3 separate regions of the Homo sapiens genome follow, and all the other regions are linked to region 3. A link is a loop called in an ENCODE intact Hi-C map of the cell type or tissue named here. Cell type or tissue: endothelial cell of umbilical vein. All regions are shown on one strand.

Evidence for each region. A loop is a pair of places that touch in the nucleus more often than their neighbours do. Peaks named below come from ENCODE experiments on the same cell type or tissue, not always from the same donor. Only the 100,000 strongest peaks of a DNase experiment are listed, where the experiment ranks them.
Region 1: a loop joins it to region 3, with 4 times the contacts of the local background. A loop is called at or near these places in 15 of 110 quality-filtered maps.
Region 2: it touches region 3 in a loop (12-fold over the local background); 17 of 110 quality-filtered maps call a loop at or near these places.

Annotation. Positions count from the first base shown.
Region 1 is chr3:16,596,780-16,604,779 of GRCh38, reverse strand. It overlaps DAZL (deleted in azoospermia like), which reads left to right. Exons shown (of 11, transcript NM_001351.4): 2 at 6,182-6,328; 3 at 6,602-6,693; 4 at 7,239-7,290; 5 at 7,729-7,792; 6 at 7,891-8,000. Among named protein-coding and RNA genes, the nearest start is that of DAZL, 4.6 kb to the left of the region's middle. In endothelial cell of umbilical vein, a CTCF peak has its summit at 3,352 (motif pointing left); a DNase peak (open chromatin) is centred at 3,329.
Region 2 is chr3:17,029,447-17,037,446 of GRCh38, reverse strand. The region is part of intron 3 of PLCL2 (phospholipase C like 2); the gene reads right to left. Among named protein-coding and RNA genes, the nearest start is that of PLCL2-AS1, 21 kb to the left of the region's middle. In endothelial cell of umbilical vein, a CTCF peak has its summit at 4,810; a DNase peak (open chromatin) is centred at 4,836.
Region 3 is chr3:16,825,425-16,833,424 of GRCh38, reverse strand. No RefSeq gene overlaps it. Among named protein-coding and RNA genes, the nearest start is that of PLCL2, 56 kb to the left of the region's middle. In endothelial cell of umbilical vein, a CTCF peak has its summit at 4,465 (motif pointing left); a DNase peak (open chromatin) is centred at 4,414; H3K27ac peaks cover 466 bases.

The DNA of each region.
Region 1 (8,000 bases), 230 kb after region 3:
CCTCCGCCCCGCCAGCCTCATTTCTGGCGCGCTCTCCCCGTGGCTCCGCAAGATGGCGGCGGGCCTGCTGAGGGACTTGCCTTCTTAAACTTCGAGGGCCGGAGCTTCCTTAGGAAGTGGTTCCCTCCTGGTCCCTGTACTTGGTGGGGTGGGCGGGGTTCGTGGGGGCCTCAGCGTGGGGTGTGGGGCGTCCTGAAGGCATGGCCCTGTAGCTGAGGGGGCTGGGCCGGAAGTGCCTCTGGTCCCCTCGCGCCTGTCAGCTGCGGGGGACTTGCTGATGGCGGCTCCCTCGTGTGGCGGCGACAGAAAAGCTCGCCTGACGCCATCTTTGCCGCACGAGGTTGGTTTCAGCAGTTACCATTAAGAATTTTAGAATTTTTAAATTCTGGGTACGGTTTTTTCCCTCTCGATAAACCAGGATCCTTTGACAAAATGTCCATTTGGTAGATAGCGTTGGGTGTGCGTTTTTGTGAGTTTGGTAAATGCCTAGCGTTGCTTCAGCGCCACCACAAGATGCAGCTCTGAACACGCAGACCAACCACTGAGTCACGAACGCGCGTATTACATGCTGTGTGTGTGTCTGCATTGATAATTCTCAGTCTCTTCAGGGAGGAAATTTATACACAGTTTATATTACCATGTATAAACATTAAAATAAAAATAAACACCTATTATGTGTAATTGTGCAACATATAGTTATCCATGCTAATAAAAAGTAATCACCTTGAGTTGTAAGTAATTATTTATTATAACACTTTTCATTTTTAGAGTTAAATCCGAATTGTTTCATTGGATTATTTTTCTGATTATAAAAGTATCATATTTACTCATTTGAAAACAATCGCTGTAAGAAAATAGCAATCCATCTTAATCCCAACACTTATAACCGTTAAATTTTGGTACATGTATGACCTTCTAGATTATTTTTATGCATGTATTGCATATAGATGGGCCAACTTTTACAAGAGTTACACCGTGCTGCATAATACTATTTTACAACTTGCATCTTTCAATTGATGTGGGCATTGTTCTGAAGATAATTTTAATTTTCAGTATATGTTAAAAATTATACCATTATTTTACCGAATTCGCTTATGATGAATACTTTTTCAATATTAAAACAATACTATCATGGGCTGGGCGCGGTGGCTCACGCCTGTAATCAATCTCTTTAGGAGGCTGAGGCGGGTGGATCACTTGAGGTCAGGAGTTCGAGACCAGCCTGGCTAATACGGCGAAACCCCATCGCTACTAAAAACAGAAAAATTTGCCAGGCGTGGTGGTGCGCACTTGTAATCCCAGCTACTCGGGAGGCTGAGGCAGGAGAATCACTTGAACCTGTGAGGCAGGTTGCAGTGAGCTGAGATCATGCCACTGCACTCCAGCCTAGGCAACAAAGAGGGGAGGCTCAGTCTCAAAAAAAAAAAAATGCTATGAATATCCTTGTGTAAATATCTTGGCATGCTTGTATTATTAATTCCTTGAGATGAATTGCTGTAAGTGGAATTGCTGGGTGAAAGCGCTTTACCCCTTTGGTAACAATTTTAAGTTACACCCCTCATTAGTATAGTGATGAGTATCCTCGCCTATCAAATTATGATACATCTTTTCCAAGCTACTCTTGGTGTAAAGAATGTATCAGTATTTTCCCACTGATGGTGTGTAGAGTGATCTCTTTTCCACACCCTTTCCAATGAAAGGTATTAGGATTTTTTGAATTGTCAACCTAATAGCTGGAAAATATTTTACTATGTTGATGTGCACTTTTAAAAATCATCAATGAAGTTGATCGATCATTAGCTTTTTAAACTTCCTTTTTATTTTTATTTGTATTGATTCATAAAGACTGTATTAATGTTCACCTTTGTCATACATAGTGGAAAAAAATACATAGTAGTAATAAGGAGGTGCCCTTACCTTATTCCTAATTTCAATGGAGATGACTCTAGTATTTCACTTTAAGCTTAATGATAGGGTAGAATTAGATTGATAGAAAATAAGATGTCTCTATTTCTGTTTTACTTGGATATTTAGATAATTTAAAAATGAATGCTGTATTTTGTCAAATGCTTTTTCAGTGGTGAGTTAAAGTAACAATATCCTGTGAAGTATTCTTGCATTTCCAATATAAACTATATTCTTTATATACTGCTGGAATTTTGCATTTGTGTTGAGGGCAGGGATGGCTCATCTTGATGAGGCTTTGTTACTTATATGCTGTTAGCTTTGTAAAATGCGTTGAGAAATACTTTTTTCCTCTTTGAAAATTGAAGAAAAGTGTTTGAATTTTTTAATCTCCTCTTCTGTGTTTTCTGTCTTTATTTCTGGTGTCTGATGTGTATGTGCACCTCTCTCTGACACAAACATACACCCAAGTTATCTATTTCTTTACAAGTTGAAAAAACTCCCACGGAAACTGAGCCAGGTATCATTAGGTGTTTTTTCTCAAGATTGTTTTGTAAAAATTTAAATTTCTCTACAAGTTTGTCATGTCGTTGATTTCCAAATTTATTTCTATAGAGTTTATGCATAGCATTGTTTTATAATCTGTGGTCATAACCCATTTCTCAGGTCTCATATATCCTTTTGCTTTCTTGCCTTTTCTTGCTTAGTTTTGCCAGGATTGTTTATTGCTTGAATTTCATCCTCCCCACCCCCAACTCCCCAAGAATCTACTCTTGGATTTACTTAAAGTTTTGATTCTGATTTTCATGTCATATTTTCTTAATTTTAGCATTCTCTTTATTCGTTCCTTCCTATTGGTGTGAACGTAACTTTGATAACTACAAATTATAGCCTTTTTCCTGGTCAGTTTATATAAATCTCAGTTTGCTTTCATGTTCACATAGTAATTGAATTAGATAATACTGTGAAAGAAGCTGACATCCCAGGAGTTACATAATAATTTTTTCCAGCTTTTAGCTGTCTTTGTCACTTGGTTGTCCAAATATAACAAGGAATATGTTTGCTATAAATAACAATGAGAGTTGTGTATATGATGGTCTTGAAGCTCACCCGTTTACTATTCCAACATTTCTCATTTCAAAATTCACCAACTCACTTGAAGGTATGATTAAGAAAATTACTTCTTTAATGCAGTTTGTTTTCAGGATGCTATTGACAGTTACGATGGTACTTTCTTTAAAATTAAGCTTTTGCTTATCCTAAGCATTCATTTATATTTTTGGCCACGGTTTCACCAAAGTTTGTCTATTGATTGTGGATTTTTATATATACATTATAATTATGTATAAATACAGTAGGAATTTAACAACCCTTGCTAATCAAGCCGTGGTAAAAATGAAGTACATTGCTTACTTTGTTAGCTTTGAGCGCCACCTGCTGGCTGAGAACTAGGACATGATGGTGCCTCCTTAATTTAAGATGTTATTACGCTATTAAAGTGATCCTATGAATTTTATATTTACGATTCCAGTTAAGCAGGCAGCCAGTTTGTAAGATCCAAGCCAAAGTCAGACTTCCTAATAATATCAAATGCCTCTTTTCCTCTTTACCAAACTACTGTTGTCGCCAAGTATCCGTTTTACTCTTGTATAGGGTATGAGAATTAGAAGAGACACCAGAGATCTTTTCCAACCATTCATTTTCAAGCAAGGAAACTGAGGTCCTGAAAAGACTTACTTTACTGAACAATGGAAATCAGGTTCTTCCCAAACAATAATTTTCCTCCTCAATTCTTGTGGCACTGTCACAAGGTTTCTTAACCACACCCTATTCAAATTTTGGACCAAATAGTTCCTTGTTGTAGGAAGCTTTCTTTGCATTGTAGGATGTGCAGTAGTATTCCTGGCCTTCAGCCCATCAGATGCCAGGAATACACCTCAGTTGTGACAAGCAATCTCTAAACGTTGTTAAATGCCCCCAGGGCTCAAAAATCTTCCCCAGTTGAGAATCAATGCATTATCATGACCTCTTATAATCTGACACAGTTTTCTGCCAGATGTTACACTTCTAAATTAAAATACATCCAAACACTGTGATGCAGAGACAATACTGTATATATAGCTTGTTTATCAAAGAAAAACATATCCAAAGTTCATCCACAAATCAAGGGGGAATTGAAAAGGAGAAAAAACTACAAGAATTTCAGAATTTATTTTGTTTTGTTTTATTCTGTTTGGGATTTCTGAATGAACTGAGAAGGGATTGGTAAATTGTCTGTAGGGGGGAAATCTAATCAGGTTCCTAATAGTTCAAGATACGCAGCTTAATGTCATTTAGAAAAACAACGTAAGACATTTTTAGAAAGGAAAAACTGTAGAAATAGTTTTTAAATTTTTCTTCCACATCATTGTCATGAAATACCACTATTAAAAGAAAGAATTAGGAATTATTTACAAACCCAAAATAGCAAGTATAAGCACAAACGAATAGAGAAAAGCAATAAACTCAGCTTTAGTTGATTTGACAATTTAGATTTCATCTCTAGTAAAGCTGTGTAGAATCAGTAACTTCTAGCATCTAATTAACAAAGCAGGAACTCTACTTTCTTATTAATTCCTATAAAATTACTGTGCTTTTCAAAAAGATAACAGTTGCTTTCTTTTGTCTTGTTTTCTTTCAGACAGGTATATGTGTAATAGCTTTCTCTTTTGCAGCTTTTTGTAGTTACCTTTTGTAGTCAACAGGCACTTCACCAATGATTTTTAAATTAATGATGTTTCATAGTTTCCTGATGTTTCAATTCGTTCTTAATTAAAAGTATCTTCAAGATAAGTCAGCTAAAATAGTAAAGCCAAAAAAGAAACTTGAAAAAAAATCTGAAAATAAATTCAAATAACAGGACACTAACTTATATTGATATACCACTTTATACTTTACAAAATGAATTCACAGATGTTATCTCATTTCCTTCTCAAAGCAGTTTGCCCAGAGATACACGGCTGGCAAGTAAGTGGCTTGTAACCACTTACCTGTAAGGGACATAAACCTAGATCTCCTGACTAAATTAATTTTTGTTTCACTCTGCTATATTGCTTCTCCAACATATATATTACTTACAAATTCTACTTCAGAAAATTTTACATTAGCCTTAGAGTCTACTGCGGAAAGAATAAAGACAGTTCTGATCAAAATCCAGAAAAAATGAGTTATATGTGTGTTTCTTTATCTGAAAATAAAGATGGTATAATTTATATCTGCCTACTGTGATAATTAGAATTATCAGTGGGACTGATTTGGTGTTAGGAAGAAAAATGTTATTTCAAAAAATGATTTGAACACCCTAGCATTAGGGAAGAGGATTATAATCCTTTTTTTAGAAGGAGCTGTGACATGTGAGCAAATAATGTTTCCATGATCCATTTCCAAAGTAAAGCAGGCATACTAACACAGCGTTAAAATTGTAAAAATTCATGTTAATTTTGGTGAAAAAGGCGAAGCAGGACAAATTGGTTTAAAACTTTGAGGCTTATTTTCTTTTTGATGTGGCTTTTTGGAGTTTTTTAATATTTGTCATCCTTTTTATTAGTGTACTCAGTAAAATGAAAAGTTGTTTATGAATATAGAACAGGATGATTTTAATTTTGATTTTTACAAATCTGAACTTTCCAATTTTGGGTTTGTTTTTTTTTTAAGTAATTCACATAGTATTTTCACAAATACTAAGTATTCTTCCACAGCATTGTGCAAGACTCGGTAATGAGCAATACTGGGTTTAAGAAAGTACTGTATCCTGGCTGCGCGTGGTAGCTCACGCCTGTAATCCCAGCACTTTGGGAGGCCAAGGCGGGTGGATCACCTGAGGTCGGGAGTTCGAGACCAGCCTGGCCAACATGGAGAAACCCCATCTCTACTAAAAATACAAAATTAGCCGGGCGTGGTGTCGGGCGCATGTAATCCCAGCTACTCAGGAGGCTGAGGCAGGAGAATCGCTTGAACCTGGGAGACAGAGGTTGCAGTGAGCCGAGATCACGCCATTGCACTCCAGCCTGGGTGACAAGGGCGAGACTCTCTCAAAAAAAAAAAAAAAGTACTATATCCTTTCATTAAAATTTCATGCTGATCTACTCTGATAAGTTTAAATCCTGAGCCTGAACTAACTTAGAATGAAAGTAATTTATATAAAATATTTTATACTTAAAATACAAAAATTATATTTCACATTATGTATAGGTTTTTCCTGTGTATCTAATTATGATGTCTACTTTCCAAATTACAGTCTACTGCAAATCCTGAAACTCCAAACTCAACCATCTCCAGAGAGGCCAGCACCCAGTCCTCATCAGCTGCAACCAGCCAAGGCTATATTTTACCAGAAGGCAAAATCATGCCAAACACTGTTTTTGTTGGAGGAATTGATGTTAGGGTATTGTATTCATACCTCATTTTTACCTTGAAATGCATTATGAATAATGGGATTTGGGCCCTGTTACAAACTTAAGGTTTTTTTGTACTTCATGGAGGTTTAGAATTGGTTTTACATTTGACCCATAGGTACTAAAAATATCTTTGACAAAGAGCTACTGGTCATTTGGGGATAAATGGGGGAGAAATTGTCACATCATCGAACCTTCTTTTAGTAAAATTAAAATTTTTGAATGCTGAATTTTTACTCTTGAAGTTCAATTCTTTTCCATAGATGGATGAAACTGAGATTAGAAGCTTCTTTGCTAGATATGGTTCAGTGAAAGAAGTGAAGATAATCACTGATCGAACTGGTGTGTCCAAAGGGTGAGTAATTTTATCAAAAATATCTGAACTCTAGCCACGTATAGAGTATCAGAGAAGACTTCAAAATTGGTATTCTGACACTTAACATAAATTTGTTGCTGTGTTAATTTCTTTCATGTAGAGGATAAAAGTTTATTGCCAGCTCTTTTAATCATTTTTCTAATGTTTGTTTTTGAATATCTTCAATCTTTATTTCATACAAATGAATTAATCAGTTTTCTCAAAGAACTGTTTTCTTCATACATTGCACAGTATCTTAAATTTTAACCACCTTGTCTTAGATAGTAAGTTAAATTCAGGTTCATGGATATGAATTCTTTGTTAATCAATGAAGTTTTCACACTACCCTAATCTTAGCACATTTTGATTGACATAGTTCAGATGAAGAAAAAGCAGTATTTGTAGAGGATCTATCATGTACATCTTAAATATTTAGCATAGTATATTATTCATATTTTAGTCATGATCACTTCCGTATATAGTAGAAGTTCTGAACCATGTACTGTATGATGGTGATTTTATACTTCATTTATCTGCCTTTATAGCTATGGATTTGTTTCATTTTTTAATGACGTGGATGTGCAGAAGATAGTAGAAGTAAGTAATCTAATAGAAAAATCTCATTTGTTTAATTGATACAATGTTTAGTGTCAAGTGATATACTCAGTCTTGTGTAAAATTTGGAAGACGATACACTTTCTGGTCAAAAAAATCCAAACTTAGAGGAATCTTACATAACTTGTTAGAACCTGTTTATTTTTGACTGGGCACCTAGGTTCATGAACTACAGACAGGAAGGGTTGGAGACAGGGCAGGGTAATGAAAAGTTTTTGATCAACTTTCACTTGATGCCTCTTGACACTGATTAGAGAAATAAGGGTAAGGTAGCTTCATGATGACAAATTTTAATTTGGTGTGTAGTTATCACTGATCTTCTATGATAATAGGAATTTTAGAAGACTTTAGGTGTTCATCCAAGTCTTGGAAGTAAAGACTTGAAAATTGATTCTAGTTTTGTTACTGTTTTATTTTCAGTCACAGATAAATTTCCATGGTAAAAAGCTGAAGCTGGGCCCTGCAATCAGGAAACAAAATTTATGTGAGTACAAAAAGAAATTGTTCTTTTTAAACATAAAAGAAATTGTGTAGCTTTTCAAAGAACTAAAAATAGGCCTTTTCTTTTTGCTTTTCAAAAAGGTGCTTATCATGTGCAGCCACGTCCTTTGGTTTTTAATCATCCTCCTCCACCACAGTTTCAGAATGTCTGGACTAATCCAAACACTGAAACTTATATGCAGCCCACAACC
Region 2 (8,000 bases), 200 kb before region 3:
ATGATTACTTGACACATAACAGGGAAGTATCTTTCCAAACTCAAAAAATGAAAAGATTATCATTCTCAAACATGCCAATGGACTTACAAAAATGGTGCAGTATACACCTGGCCCTAACCACTGAATGCCCCCCAAACTGCCATGACCACCTTGGAGATCCATGATAGGCCTCAGTGGACCAGTAAACGCCCAGGTGGCAAGATGTGGCTTCAGGCACCACCAGGCTCAGGATGACCTTGGGAGGACTGGACCAAAGCAGGACTTGCTTCTCTGGACTCCAGGGATGAATACAGAACAGTAAATGTGATCATGGATAAGGTTTTCAGAAAATAGGAACTAATTCAATCCAAAGTAATTTTTTCCCATCTAGTCAGAATTTTCTGAATGGCAGCCTCTGTTATGGTTTAAATGTGTCCCCTTCAAAATTCAAGTATTGTCAATGTGATCATATTAACAGGCAGGGCCTTTAAAAGGTGATGAAGCCATGATGGCTCCTTCCTAGTCAATGGGATTAAGGTCCTTATAAAAGAGGTTTCACACAGCATTCAGCTAGCATGCCCTTCTGTCTCCCACCACGTGAGGAGCCACTCAGAAGACCTTCACCAGATACTGAGCCTTGATTTTGGACTTCTCAGCCTCCAGAACTGTGAGAAAATAAATTTCAGTTTTTATAAATTGCACAGGCTGTGATATTCTGTTTCAACAACACAAAATGGACTAAAACAGCCTCTTAAAGCTCAACGTCCCTGGTGGGTGGTCAGCCTTGTGCTGTTTGGCCCTGCAAAGCCAGTTAGTTCACTAATGCCATGAATGGGACAGAAAGTAAGATCAAGATGCCCTTGGGAATTTGTAAGCTTTGGTGCTTTTTTCTGCACTCTTGAGAGAAACACCTCTCTGAGTTAACAATATAATCTCTCTTTTTAACACTTTAAAATAATTATTACTGTGCGGGTGAAGAATTTTAGTTTGATTCTAAAACATCGGGATTTGAGACTTCTCAACTGAAATCCAGAGGTAAGTTTTTCCTTTACTAAAGCTTCCAAGTACAGAAAAATGTTACAAAGTTGAACTAATGGAAGAGGCACCATTTATAAAGTTATTGTTGGAAAATACAACGTACTTTTAAATACTTGAACATAATATAAGTCACAAATTTACACTGAAATACTGAAAGATTATTGCTGTAGAGGTCTTTGGCCAGCTGTGCGCTACAATTAAACCCAGCTCCCCTTTCCATCTCACATGGGGAGAGCATTGTGGCTGCAGTCCACTGTGGGGAGGACAGAGAGCTGGTGCCTATCCAGGGGCCGAGGTCTGCCATATCATTAAGAGCTGTGGTCGTCCTCCCTTCCAGCAAGGTCACTATGAAAACACTTTCTAAATAACAAACCGTTTCCAGAGTAACTTGTCCTAGGTTTCTTATGAAACTTCATTTCCACTACCACATCTTCCACTACGCAAATTATAGGGGGGAAAAAACCCTATATAAAAGAAAGTTGTAGAAAGAACTTGACATGCGCTTGATAAAAAGCACTACTCAACTGTTAACAAACATACAGAGGAGCATATTTGGGTGCTGCCACACACAGGACCCCGCTGCAGGCATGATGTGGAAGGCCAGGACTTGAAATCATGTAAAATATTGTTAAGCTTTCTAGGCACCTCAACTCGTATTAGAGAATGTAAGGAAACATGGATAGAAGAGGAGTGAGGGCCAGATTGGATAAGATATAAACTTCTACACTGCAGAGTTTGAATTTAATCACAAACCCTTGACAATTTTAAGCAGAGGTGTTATGAACAAAGTAAAATTTCAGAACCATGAACAAGCATCAGTGTGAAGGAAGAAATGGGAGATGGCACAAAAGTGGGAACAGGAAGCAGGTGGGGGCCACTGCTATATGAGAGACATGAGAGGCAGCAGAGGGGCTGGGAAAGAAAGGATGACATGAACACATTACATGGAGGAGGACTCCAAGGCTGATTTGCTGTGGGCACAGAAGGAAGAGCCAAGATAAGAGAGAAAACTGGTCAGGATAAGAAAAATTGTAACACACCTTACAATTATAGAGTGCTTTACGGTTTACAACTAAACATGTTACACACCCCACAGTTACAGAGTGCTTTACAGTTTACAAGTAAACATGTTACACACCCCACAGTTATAGAGTGCTTTACGGTTCCTTTAAGTATGTTAACGTATTTAGGATGTGAACTTCCAGCTTAGTTGAATTGAACTGGTGGTTACAATAGGGAAGTCTAAGAACCTCGAGTACAACCGGAAATTATGTGACAGCTTGCTTCTGGCACTGGATAATTGAAAATTTTCTCCACAGAGGTAGTGGCTGAGATGAAAGAATGTCTACATTTCTGAGGGAGAAATTTTAAAGATGAATGAATGTTGCATGATGCTCCAGAATCACTGGAATAAGCAGAGAGAATAATAACTAGTATGACAGGTGCAAGAGTGGTCCGAGGGCAGGAAAAGAACAAGGATGCTAAACATTTACAGGCGTGTACAGAGAGAGGTGCTGGGAGAGTGAGTCCACAGTATTGGAAGCTGCGGATCTGGTCATTTGGTGATCTTGAGTAACTGTGGAGAATATACAGTAAGTCTTCTCTTAACATGGACAGCTTCTTGGAAACTGCGACTTTCAGTGAACAAGGTACAATGAAACCAATTTTACCCTAGGCTAACTGATATAAACAAGGGTTAAGTTTCCACAGCGTATTTCTGGTCACAAAAACGTCATCAAACTTCTCAATAAAGATCAAAACACTTCTAATTTTAAATGCTGAAATAAATGTGAACTATACATACATTTAAGAAAGATTAATGAAAACAAGTAAGATCATTATTTACTCAATTTGTGGTGAATTCGTGACAGTAGTCATAGTGGTGGTGTATTAAATCAACAAATGTTTGCAAAATGAAAATTTTCAGAGGAACCTCCTACTACCACACAGCTCAAAAACAGTTAACAAATATTGCCGTGCATTTGGATGAATGTCAAATACCTGATAATTTTTTTTATTTCCCAATAACTTATATTCATTCATTCATTTATTTATTCATTTTCCAACCCACTTATTCCAATCCACTTATCAAAGGTGGCCAGAGCCTATCCCAGCAGGTCAGGGTAAAAGGGGGAACCCACCCTGGACAGGATGCCATCCCATCGCAGGGCACACTCACACACACATCCACACTCACTCACACTGAAACCCTGAAGATTGTCCAACTCATCTGAAGCTCACATCTTTGCTATGTGGGAGGAAACTGGTGTACCTGGTGTACCTGGAGGAAACCTACACAGATGTGGGGAGAACCTGCAAACTCCATACAAGTGGCCCCAGCTGGGAATCAATTATTTTTTCCTCTTCAGTGTTATAATGAAATGATGCTGAACAAAATGACATTATTCAAGGATCGGCTGTAACTGCAGTATGACAGTTCTGCAATCCTAAAACTCACCTCACTATACAAAATTGTGCAATAAAAACCACAGGGCTTATAAGGAAAGTGGGTTAGGGGCACAACACTAAAAAATTTTGCAGTGACACATAAAAAAAGACATCAAATAAAAACAATATCACAGTTCTGCATATGTTAAATGGTTAAAGAATGAAAAAATACTACAATAAACATGGCACTTAACCTTGAAAAAGACCTGAAGGTTGCTGGTGGAAGTGGGTGTTGGAGGAGTTGCAGCTTGTGAGTCACTGTGAAGTGGTGGAAGGAGGGTGATCTGAAATCTAACGGAAAATTGTAACACAAGATGTAGAGGGTGTAGCTCATAACACATTTTGTGAATTGAAGAATATGGTGGATGTTTGAGGGGTGTGTGTGTAATTTCAGTTCACACAAACTTGTGCACACGCAAATGCAAAATTTTTGGTATGCTCAAATTGTTACCTAACATATAAACTGCATTCAAGCAAGTTTGAATTTTCAAAACAAGTATTTGTAGTAGAACTTACTATAGAAGGGAGAATACTTCAAAATATTTCCAAAAAATTTGTTTACAAAATTCTTCTATGGAATTTTATTTGAAGTCTAAGTTAAATTCTCAGTTTCTGCCACGTTCAAAGCATGGTTTTGGCGTCATATAAGTCTGCCTGAACACTGTATTCAACTATTTTAATGATCATTTCTTGCCAGAGAACAGATGCCAAATGCTATATAAATCTGGAATGAATTATGAATTAAGAGTGACCCAGGGTCCACATGTAGGAAGCTAGCTATTCTCAACTTTTTCCAATATACTCTAACTTTTCATAAAGCTCACTTCAGAGCTAGGGTAGTACCTAAGGGATCAATGTGTCTTTCCTGTTACATAACTTTTATCTAAACCCTGATACGGTCTGAACCTCTTATGTACTACATTTCAGATAAAATCCTATAAAATAACATCCCATCTTATCTGTAGGTAGCTAGTTGAATTTTCAAATTATAAAAAGCCTCCTCTAACACAATCAATGTCTCTATCACTTCTCAGCCTAAATTAATATATAATCATATTCACACACTTAGAAGCGGGCCATATTTCACAGGTTAAACTTTAAGTGCAGTTTCTGAATGTAATCACCATACAAACATAAGATACAGGCATATGCTTATCATATACAAGTGTAATATGGGTGTCTCCTGCATTCACTCAATAACCATTTGGATACAGCATAACATTCATGAAATAAATAGTATCATGTAGTCAAAAGAACCAGTTTATTGCCTTTGGTTCCTACTTTCCACAGGTGCTGTGTGTCCAATGCGCACTGCATGGACCTACTGTTTACAGTTGTGGGTATTTCTGAGAGGCACTTCCCACATTAGCCACTAGAAGTCCTTAGTAATACACATTTGTTAGGCTGGGAGGAGAGGAAAAAGGAGCAAAGATAAGGAAAAACAGCACAAAGAGGATAGTGGGCAAAAAATAAAAAAGCACATCTACAGGATTAAAAGAAAAAAAATCGACAAAATCACAGAGGCAGAGCTTAGGGGAATCAAAACAATGAATGCACTAGGGTGGTTTATGTCACCAAAAACTGTGCTTTTAAACCAGGTAAGAAATTTTTATTTTTATGCAGACAAGTGAGTGAGCCATAAAGTCACAACCAAACTTAGATTTAAAAGGCATTCACTACTATTTCTAGATTGAGATTTAGCATTTCCAGAAGTCTCCATGTGGTCCCCAATACATTTAAATAGACCAGAGGCAATAGTTTGAAAAGGTCGCTGGAGGGGTTCCAGTTGTACCAAAAGATTGGTTATGAAGTCAATGAATATACGTTAAATACTTATCCTACTCTAAATTTTTGGAAAATATTTAAAATTTCTAAACCTCAAATTTTAGTTTTTAACCAAAACTTTAAGTTAAGAAATATAAGTTATTTAATCTTATTTCACGAAATAAACAGAATTTCAAAAAATGGAAGGAGTTTTGAATTTGATCTTGTAGTTTCTGGTCCTGAACAATTTGATATTCATAGGAAAAGCAAAAAAAAAAAAAAAAAAAAGGTGAAAATTGAGCAACAAAACAGAACCTAAACTACCCTGCAAAGGAACTCTGCTGCAATTATAAAACTATCCAGAAAAGCTATATAATAATTTCTGCCAGTTTATGTGGTAATTTATTATGCTATGCTTTTCTATATGAAGAGCATGCACATGCATTTAAATGATAATAATCCTTTTACTTCTCTAGTTTATTATCAACCTTACATGACCAGAAGTCTTGTTAGGGGAGAACTTGGTATGCTATACATCATTTTGTACATGATTACTGTGGGAAACCTTATACAATAGTCTCACATTAAACAATCTACTTTACAGCACATGATAAATTGCTTTGCACCATGGTCACCTCAAGGATGTACACATACACAAACCCCATCCTCTCCCAGCCACTTTTCAGCTTTTCTAAGCTACATTAATGATATGTTTACACGACATCCTTATCCCATCCCAGACAGCATGAAATTTATGTGTGCCTTGTGCTCAAGTATTCTCTGCAGACATGAAAGGAGGAAGGGATGTGGGTAGGTGAAGGGATTTAGCAACTTAGAAGGAACTTTCAACAGGTACTGTGAGCAGCCAGGTGCAGTCCAGTGAGGATGTAGTCCACAGCCACTTTGCTGGCTTACTCTCTAGTAAGTGCCTGGAAAGAGGGCCTATGGCCTCACTGTCTCTCCCTTGGTCTTGGAAACATTAAAGATAGTGAGTTCAGACGCTACATCCTGAATGGAGGGTAGTGTCTCCAAAAAACTGATGAGAATGGTTCAAAACCTGCTCTGAATCATTCCCGTGGGAGGACAGGGGAACTTGAGCTGGTTAAACCCAATTATTCAGTGAGCAAGCTACTTCTGAAGAGTACATTAGGAACTTCTGGATGCTACGTTAACTCTTTCAAGTCACTAAGGACCCTTTAGTTCTGACATGCTCATTTAAAACTATTACTAAATTAATTAAATTTAAAAGGATACAATTTGAATTAAACATAGTACCACTTTTATTACTGCCTATTTACATCAAGTCTTTTCTCCAAGGGGATGAAGGTGATTTAGAAACTCCTAATTAACAGAAGGTAATTTAATCATAGTCTTACTGTAAAGTATCATTAGTTTCTCTCAAGTCTGTGATAACTAAGTATAGACGTTCGTTGAAAGAGGAAAGCAATTGAAGACTTCTCTGTAATGAAAAGCAATACTTTTTTTAAACACAGCAGAGTGTCCACAGTTCTCCAGGAATAACAGAGCTGGAAGAATGCATCTGAGCAGCTACTAGAGTATTTACTGTATAAACCCAGGTGTGGCGTTCTTCCTGATGTTGACCACATAACTCACATGTTCTGGTATCTTCCCCTTTCAGAGCAGAGAGACAACTTGCTTAGCAAGATGATGGGAGAACTTACCTTTTGCTTTTCATTTTGAACTTTAAACCTGACTTTATGAAATGGAGTAATCATGCTCTGTATAAATAACAAAGTGGGGCATGACAAATGCTGCTCTGGAATATGGAGTGATGTTAAAATAAACTCACACAAAGGTCTTCAAGCTTCAGGAGCTATATGCAACCAGCCTTTGAAAACTAATAATGACAATCATAATGACAATGATTTATTGAGTATTTATTATGTTCTAGGCTATTTACAGGTACATAGTCTTATAATCCTTTGAGGTTGTGATCTAATGCCCATTGTAGAGTTTAAAAAATAGGTTTGGGCTGGGCACAGTGGCTCACACCTGTAATCCCAGCACTTTAGGAGGTTGAGGTTGGAGGATCGCTTAAGGCCAGGAGTTCAAGACCAGCCTGGGTAACATAGCGAGACCCCATTTCTTAAAAAAATGAGAGAAACAGCCTTGCCCCCAGTCACACAAGCAAGCACTAGTGCAGGAGCTAGCTCATTAGCAGGGGCTCATCTGCTTCCTAGGGTGCAGTCTTGTGCATAGGTGTTCACACTCCATGCATACATACCTGGGTGGTCTGTGAATATACCACTGTTCTTATTAAGATGTGTCCTTTGCAAAACATGCCAGGGAATATCTTCTGTTGCCCTGGGAGCCAGCTCATGGTGGCAGGTGAGATAAGGATGAAGACAAGGATTTCCCAAGGTGGAGCTAGAGCTGGTGGATGCTGTGTGTGGTTGAGGGGAAGGGGAGCCAAGGCTTTCTTCCCTGGGAGATGTGTTTTGGCTCACTCACCAGGGTCAGTAGGTGTTGGAGAGTGGGGGCCTGTAGCAGTTGGGGGAAAGTGGCTCTCTGGCTTTCAAGAATTTCTCTGCTCAGCTCAAACGGACCCTATCCCTACCCAAGGCTTCCCTTTTCTGGTGTGACCCCAGTCCATGTGCTAACATCATTGTACACCACAGCCTCTGACTATTAGCTCATGTAACAATTGATTTATGAGCATGCTTGGGAAAAAAATCATAAAACACTGTACACATATGAGGGATGTTCCCACCTCAGGCAGCTTAACTGAACCAGGTTTCTCTCCTATCATA
Region 3 (8,000 bases):
CATCTGCCAACCCCTTTCCCAGCTGAATGAAGACTTCACACTTTCACCTCCAATTGTTGGAAAAATTATGAGAGGATGTCCAGCCCTATTTTTTAGAACTGGACTAGGTTGCTTCCATTATTATCACCAGGGCCTTGGGTCCAACTACACTGAGTGCCTTATAGAAATTATGAAATATGCCACTCTGCTACTGTCGTGATTTCAAATGTGATGAGAATATTTGAAAAGCATTAACGTCTTGCCCTGTAAGAAGGAGACAGTGGAAAGGAAAATTAAACTTGAGAAGCAGCAGGCAATTTCCAACTGTCATTATCCAAAATAATCCAGCAGTTTGGAGTATACTACAAAGGCTTGTACTCGGAAAATGGGGGGAAAAAACATAATATGTTAAAGCAATAGTATTTACTGCCACAAAAGAAAAATCTCATTGGCCAAACTGAAAAAACATTTGTTTCTAACTCTTGTTAAATCTTACATAGGTCAGGTTGTCCTACTCCATCTTGTAGGCTCTGCCATCTAGAATCTGTAGCCTGCAAGACCATCTCACAAGAGAATCGAATGATGCAGAATACACTCCAGCTACCATCTTAGTACTTGTTTCTGTTCACTTTTTGCTGGCCAGCAACAGTCACATGGCCATAGCTAACTGCAAGGAAGGCTGGGAAATATAGAGGAGGACACAGATGCTTGGTGGTCACCTACTGCCTTCAGCACACATTGAAATAACTAGGGACAAGATGATTGACAACGGCTCGTTAATTGATTCATTCAATGAGTTTTGTTTTGGGTTTTTTTGAGGATGTATTTTGTGTCAGACCCTGTTCTAGACACCAGGGATTTAGCACAATGTTCCAGAACACAATGGACATGGTTCAGACCATTGTGAAGCTTTCAGCCTAACGTGGGAGAAAGACATCAAACACGTACTTATGCCATTAATTAACATCATGCAGAGTGTTAAATTGGAAGCAAACATTTTTATGCACTGTGGATGATGGCCATTTGTCCACACTTTTCCAGGAAATTTTGCTTTTAAGTGGTGTGTGCTATTTTCAGACTGTAGGTTCTGTTTCTACTAAATTTCTATTTCTATTGTCTCCTTAATTATAAGAGAGAAACTAAAGCACAGCATAGAGACAGAAAGCCATCTCACCTGAACTGTGCCAATGGCATCCTCCCTGGCTTTACCACTTCCCTCACACTCCATCCCTCACAGCCTATTTGCCACACTGCAGTATATTTTGGTCTTTGTAAATGGGAAATCGGGGCATGTTATCTGCTCAAACCCCTGCAATTACTCTCCATTTTACTCAGTAAAAATCTGAAGTCATCCCAATGGGGCTCTGCCAGCCCCACATTATCCGGCCCCCGCCTGCTCCTTAGACATCATGCTCCCTGCCTCGCTCACTCATTCTGCCTCTGCCACCTACATCTCCATGCTGCTCTTCAAATGCACCACTCACATGCTTGCCAAGGGGCCTTTGCTCTGCCCAGAACTCTTTTTCTCCAGATATCCATATGGTTCATTTCTTCCCTTCCTGAAAGTCTCAACTGACATACACATCACCCTATTAAAGAGGCCTTTAAGATGCATATTCCCCCTTTGAAAGAGTCCCCTCTTCTCTACCCTTGTCACCCCCTTTGTTTCTTCTTTCAAGCTGCTGGTACTTCCTGCAAATTCTGATCCTGACATGTTTCCTCCCTTTCTCCCTCCCTCCCTCCCTCCCTCTTTTTTCTTTCTTTCTTCCTTTTTTTTCTCTCTCTCTCTTTTTATAACAGCTTTATATTTATATAATTCATCTACTATAAAAGTCACCCATTTTAAAAGCACACAGTTCAATGGTATCTTAGTATATTCACAGTTGTGCACACATCACCACAATCAATTATAGAACATTTTTGTCCCCTCAGAAAGAAACCCTGTCCCCTATAGCTATTACTCTCAAATTCACTCCAGCCTTAAGCTCAGGCCTAAGCTACCACTAATCTACACTATATCTCCATATATTTGCTTATTCTGTACATCTCATATACATGAAATCATATAATATATGGCGTTTTGTGACTGGTTCCTTTCACTTAGCATAATGTTTTCAAGGTTCATCCACACAGTAGCATATATCAGTACTTCATTTTTTTCATGCATTAATAATATTCCATTGTGTGGATACACCACATTTTGTTTATTCATCAATTGATGGACATTTGGGTTGTTTCCTTCTTTTGGCTATTACGGATAATATTGCTGTAAATATTTATGTACAAGTTTTTGTGTGGACATGTTTTCATTTCTCTTGGGTATATACCTAGGAGAATTGCTGTGCCAAACGTAACTAGGTTTAAACACTTGAAGAACTGCCAAACTGTTTTCCGAAGTGGCTTCATCATTTTGTATTCACACTAGTAATGTCTGATTACTAATGTCTGTTTAACGTTTTTTCCAGTTTTTCCACATCCTAGTCAACTCTTGTTATCTGACTTTTAAATTATAAATATCCTGGTGGGAGTGAAGTGGCATATCATTGTGATTTCAATTTGCATTTCCCCAATGGCTAATGATACTGAACCTCTTTTCATGTGTTTATTTGTACATCTTTCTTGAAGAAATGCCTATTCAAATCTGTTGCTCATTTTAAATTGGAATATTTGTCTTTTTCTTAGTCAGTTGCAAGAGTTCTTTTCATATTCTAGATTTAAGTTCCTTATCAGATATATGATTTGTAAATATTTTCTTCCCTTCTTTAGGGATGTCTTTTCACTCTCTTGATGTTCTTGAAGGCCCACAAGTTTTTCACTTTAGTGAAGAACATTTTAAGTATATTTTCTTTTGTTGCTTGTGCTTTTAATGTTATATCAAGGAATCCATTGCCAAATTCAAGGTCAAGAAGATTTACCCCTGGGTTTTCTTCTAAAAGTTTTATATTTTGGCTCTCACATACAAGCCTTTGATCCATTTTGAGTCAATTTTCATACGTAGTGAGAGGTAAAGATCCAAATCCATTCACTTGCATATGGCTATCCAGGTGACCTGTAAGTTTATACTATGCAAGTATCACACTATCTTGATTACTGTTGCTTAATAGTAACTTTTAAAATCAGAAAGTGTAGGCCAGGCATGATAGCTCACGCCTGTAATCCCAGCACTTTGGGAGGCCAAGGCGGGTGGATCACTTGAGGTCAGGAGTTCAAGACCTGGCCAACATGGTGAAACTCTGTCTCTACTAAAAATACAAAAATTAACTGTGTGTGGTGGTGCATGCAAATCCCAGCTACTTGGGAGGTTAAGGCAGGAAAATCACTTGATCCCAGGAGGCGGAGGTTGCAGTGAGCCGTGATCGCACCATTGCACTCCAGCCTGGGCGACAGAGTGGGACTCCATCTCCAAATCAAATCAAATCAGAAAGTGTGAGTCTTCCAACTTTGTTCTTGTTTTTCAAGATTATTTTATTTATTTGGGGGTCCCTTTCAATTCCATATATACATTTTAGGATTATCTTGTAAATTTTGACAAAGGAGCCAACTGGGATTCTGATAGGGTTTGAGTCTGTAGATCAGTTTAAGGAGTGTTGCCATCTTAACAATGAATCTTCTGATTCATGAACATGGAATATCTTTTTATTTATCTAGCCCTTTGTTAATTTCTTTCAACAATATTATGCAGTTTTTGGAGTACATATTTTGCAATTCTTTTGTTAAATTTATTCCTAAGTATTTTATTCTATTTGATGCTGTTATAAATACAATTATTTTCTTATTTTTTTCATACTGTTCATTGCAAGTATATAAAAATATATTGAGTTTTGTATATTGATCTTGTATCTTGCAACGTTGTCAAACCACTTATTTGTTCAAATGGTGTTTTAGTGGATTCTTTAGAATCTTCTACATACAAAATTATGTCATCTCAAACCTTTCTTTACAATATGATGTCTTTTACTTCATTTTCTTACTGCTGTCATTCTTCACCTTTCTTATCCCACTTTATTTTTCTTAGTCTTTACCATTACCAATTCTATTGGCTATTTATCTATCTATAACTGCTCTCACCACTAAGTAAGCTCCCTGAACACTAGTGCTTTCTCCACTCTGTTCACTGCCTTCTCAGGTTCTAGAACAAAGTCTGGAACATAATTGGTGCTCAAAAAATATTTAGGTTCTTCGTTAGCTTTCAGCATGAATCCCTCGGCTCTGCCTGGAGTTGAGGTCAGACTCAGTCAGAGCAGTTCAGGGCATTAGGGCCACTGCTCTAGGATATATACTTTTTCAGAAATCAGTTCAAGGCATTGTTACTAACAAACAACAAACGACAGCAACAAAACTTCTTTCCAACTGTAATTACTCACAGCGAGTCAGCTTGCATCTGAGGCTTTAAAATGGAAGTCTACAAGATCCCTTATTGTTTCTTTGACCTTCAAGATTGTATGTTTTGCCATCACCTGACAATCTAGGGCAGAGGGACCCCTTGTGGCCACGAAGTAATGGCAGGAGCTAAGAGGCCTTTGGATTTTTTTTTTTTTTTTTTTTTTGAGACAACCTCTCACTATATTGCCCAGGCTGGCCTTGAACTCCTGGGCTCAAGGGATCCTCCTACCTCAGTCTCCCAAGTAGCTGAGATTACAGGTGCACACAACAGCACTCAGCTACGGCCACTACACTGGACAGAAACCATCTGCACAAAGACCTGTCCACATGCCATCCCACCATCTTTCCTGCCAACCAACCTCTTCTTTGCCAGTGTTTCTGTTGTTTCACCTGAATCATCCTTGTCGCTCTAACAAAAGGCCGTTAATCAAAGCGATAGAGAGGGATGGGAGAGGCTTTCTGTAAGGCTAAAAATAAGCAAGGAAGAACTAGTCTGGAACAAAGAGTGAGTGGTTTGGGCTCTGTGACACAAAGTAAGACCTTCAGAATCCAGGCAGGTAGCCAGTGGCCACCCAGCAGATGGGCTATTGGTAAATCTGCAGCCTTCTTCTCTCACCCACCCAAGTCAGGGAAACTGAGGAGAAGGACATCATAGGGATTCTTTTGGCTGTATCCTCATTATGAAAAGAAATGAGTCATTATAGGTAACTAAACAAAGTCAAAATTATTTTGCAAAGTATGGGGGAGATTTTCAGACATTTAGGGTGTGGTAAAGAATTGTTCTCACAAAAAGTCATCCCAGGTTTTCATTTGACCCAGAGTAAGTTCAGGAAAATTAAGTGCAATTCCCATGCCAAATATAAGAAAAAAGAAAGAGAAATCCAAAGTACTCCTAAAGAAACAGAAGAAAACAAGAATTGATTGAGTACAGGTAAGGCCTTTTAGTTTTTGCATGTTGTGAGGTTTTGTCTATTTTACAGATGCCTTGGGAATAGAATTATAGAATAAAATGTTGGGATCTTGAAAACTTTTAATTGAAAATATCTGATGAGCTATCATGTCTAAAATATCAAGCTCAAATTTTATGATTAAGAGATCTAAAATAATAGCTAATGCATATAATGCTTACTATGTGCCAGGTATTGTTCATTCAGCAATTCTTCCATCAACCCTTAGAGGCAGGTAGTATTATTAATCCCATTTTTCAGATGAGGAAGTTGAAGCAAGTGATGTTATAAGCAAGTTTTCCAAGGCCCCACAGCTAGTCTGTGAAAGCCTAGATTTGGAAGTAGGTCATCTAATCCCAGGGTCCAAGCTACCACTGAAATTTATCACATATGTCATTATAGTTTATCATGAGTATTCTACCCAATCTAAAAAGTGTTATTATGGAACTATATCCACGTTCAGATAGAAAAATTTCAACCGAACAAATGTTTCAGTTTATTGGCTGCTGAGAATTTACCCACAAGATACACTTGTACATAGGTCAAGATGTATGGACCAAATATGTTTACTATAGGATTTTTTTTTCTTTTCAGTAGCAGCCGAGATCTCAAGATGGTCTAAGTATCCACTAATAAAGAATTGGTTAAGTAAATTATGGCCTATTTATAAAAATGGAGTATTCTGTAGTCATTGCAAAGAACAAGAAAGATTGGTCTATGGTGATGTCAAAGCTTTGGAAGATGTAAGGAAATTTATTTGTATGAATAATAAAAATGTGCATATAATTTTCTGAAATAATATAGAAAAACATAACTGGGGTTAATATTGGGGTTAAGAGAGAAAACATGACAACGTGAATATACTTAACTCTACTGAATGGTACACTTAAAAATGGTCCAGATGGTAAATTTTATATGTATTTTACCACAATAAATAATAAAAGATAAAGGAGAAGAGACATTTACTGCTCATTTCTCACCTTTCTACTGTATTTTATATATGTATATATTACTTTTGTTTTCACAAATATTCAATAAAAATAAACAAAATGCATAAAACAATGTTGTGAGTGGTCAGGCTGCATTACACTAATTTATTTGCATCCAGCTGTATTTTTATTATGGTCCTATCTGAAGAGCTTTAAGAGTTAACAAAATTAAACTTATGTGTGATTTCTGGTGACTTTTGATCAAATGAAAGTTTCTAAATAAATAGCCTAGCTCCCTAAAAACTTCACATCCTGTCAAAGAAGATAATTTTATTAAATGTGGACTATATAAAAACATCAGATTTAGCACCCACCTGGCATATTTTCTTGGAATTTATTTCAGATAATTTTGTTTTGAAGAACAGGTAGTTCCTCTGTAATTTCAGACTGTCCTTCTGAGAACACATTATCCTGGTGTCTTCTCTTCTTGACTACGCAATTTCTTTGTAACCTTTTATGGCTTTTGTTTTGTCTCTGCCTACGCCTTCCAAAAGTGAGCCAGAATATAAAAATACACAGAAAGTATGCCAAATATTATGAATTCTATGTTTTGAGGTTAAAGATAAAACATAGGCAAGTATCTAAGAGAGAACATTACCATTTATTAGTTTTCCTTTGATCATCCTTATCTTTACATGAAAATTTTGACTAAGCCCGAGTCTATAAGATTTCGCCCCTGCCTTACAGGTTTTAAGATCCCATGGATAAAGGTATTTCGACTTCTGGAAGGGACTATGATCAGATTTCCCCATAGTCTATAGCGGCCAGGCAGGTAAGTAAACAATGACATTGGCCAGGTGAGGAATGGAAACCTGGGGAGAGTATGTCCCATCTAAAGAGAGTGGATGGCTCTCAACTCCAGCCCATGGTTGTCCTATGGGACCCAATGTGGCAAGAACATCTCTTCCAATTTTTCAAAAGAAGCTGGAAATCTAGATTTTTATGTAAATGATTCCAATTGTTTAATGTTCACAATTAATTCAAAAAATTTGAAAGCACTGTGGGGCCAAGAAAAGCATGTCTCTTGGCTGAACTGAGATGTGACTTTGAATGGAATCCAACTCTCTTAATTTTACCGAAGAGGTGGCCAAGCGCAGAGGGAAGTGAAGTTACTCACTAACGTTCCAGGGCTGGTTTGGGGGAGGAACTGGGACCAGATACCATTCCCCTTGCAGCCCCATCCTCTTTCCTCAGCTTTTTAGTCCATCTAATGAAGCAGCAGACTAATTTAAGACAAGCATATGACGAACCTCCCATTCCCACACATGTGTCAGTAAGCCTTCAACCTGATGGGCTGGACCTTAACCACAAACAGAAGACCCAGCTGACAAACTACACCCACACTCCACTTAATTCAGGCTGGATCCCAGCTCTTGACCTTTTTTTGGGTGGATATGGGAAAGGAAAAGTTGGAAATTTTACCCTCGGTCTGTGGGAGGAATGGGAAAGTTTGCACTTTCTGGTAGAAATTTTTTAAAACCACTAATTATAAATGTGGCATTGCTTGGTAAGATCTTTTTCTCGGCTTCCCAGAAAACAGATACAGGGCCTCCATCCCCGGCTCCATGGCTACTTTACAGTAAGAGGCTTTGCCAGGAACTTGCGTTTTTCATGTAGTGACAGGAAATGAACCTGTTGGCTAAGAGTATTAACTCTGGAGCAAGATGGCCTGGGTTCAAATCCACACTCTGAAATTTATCAG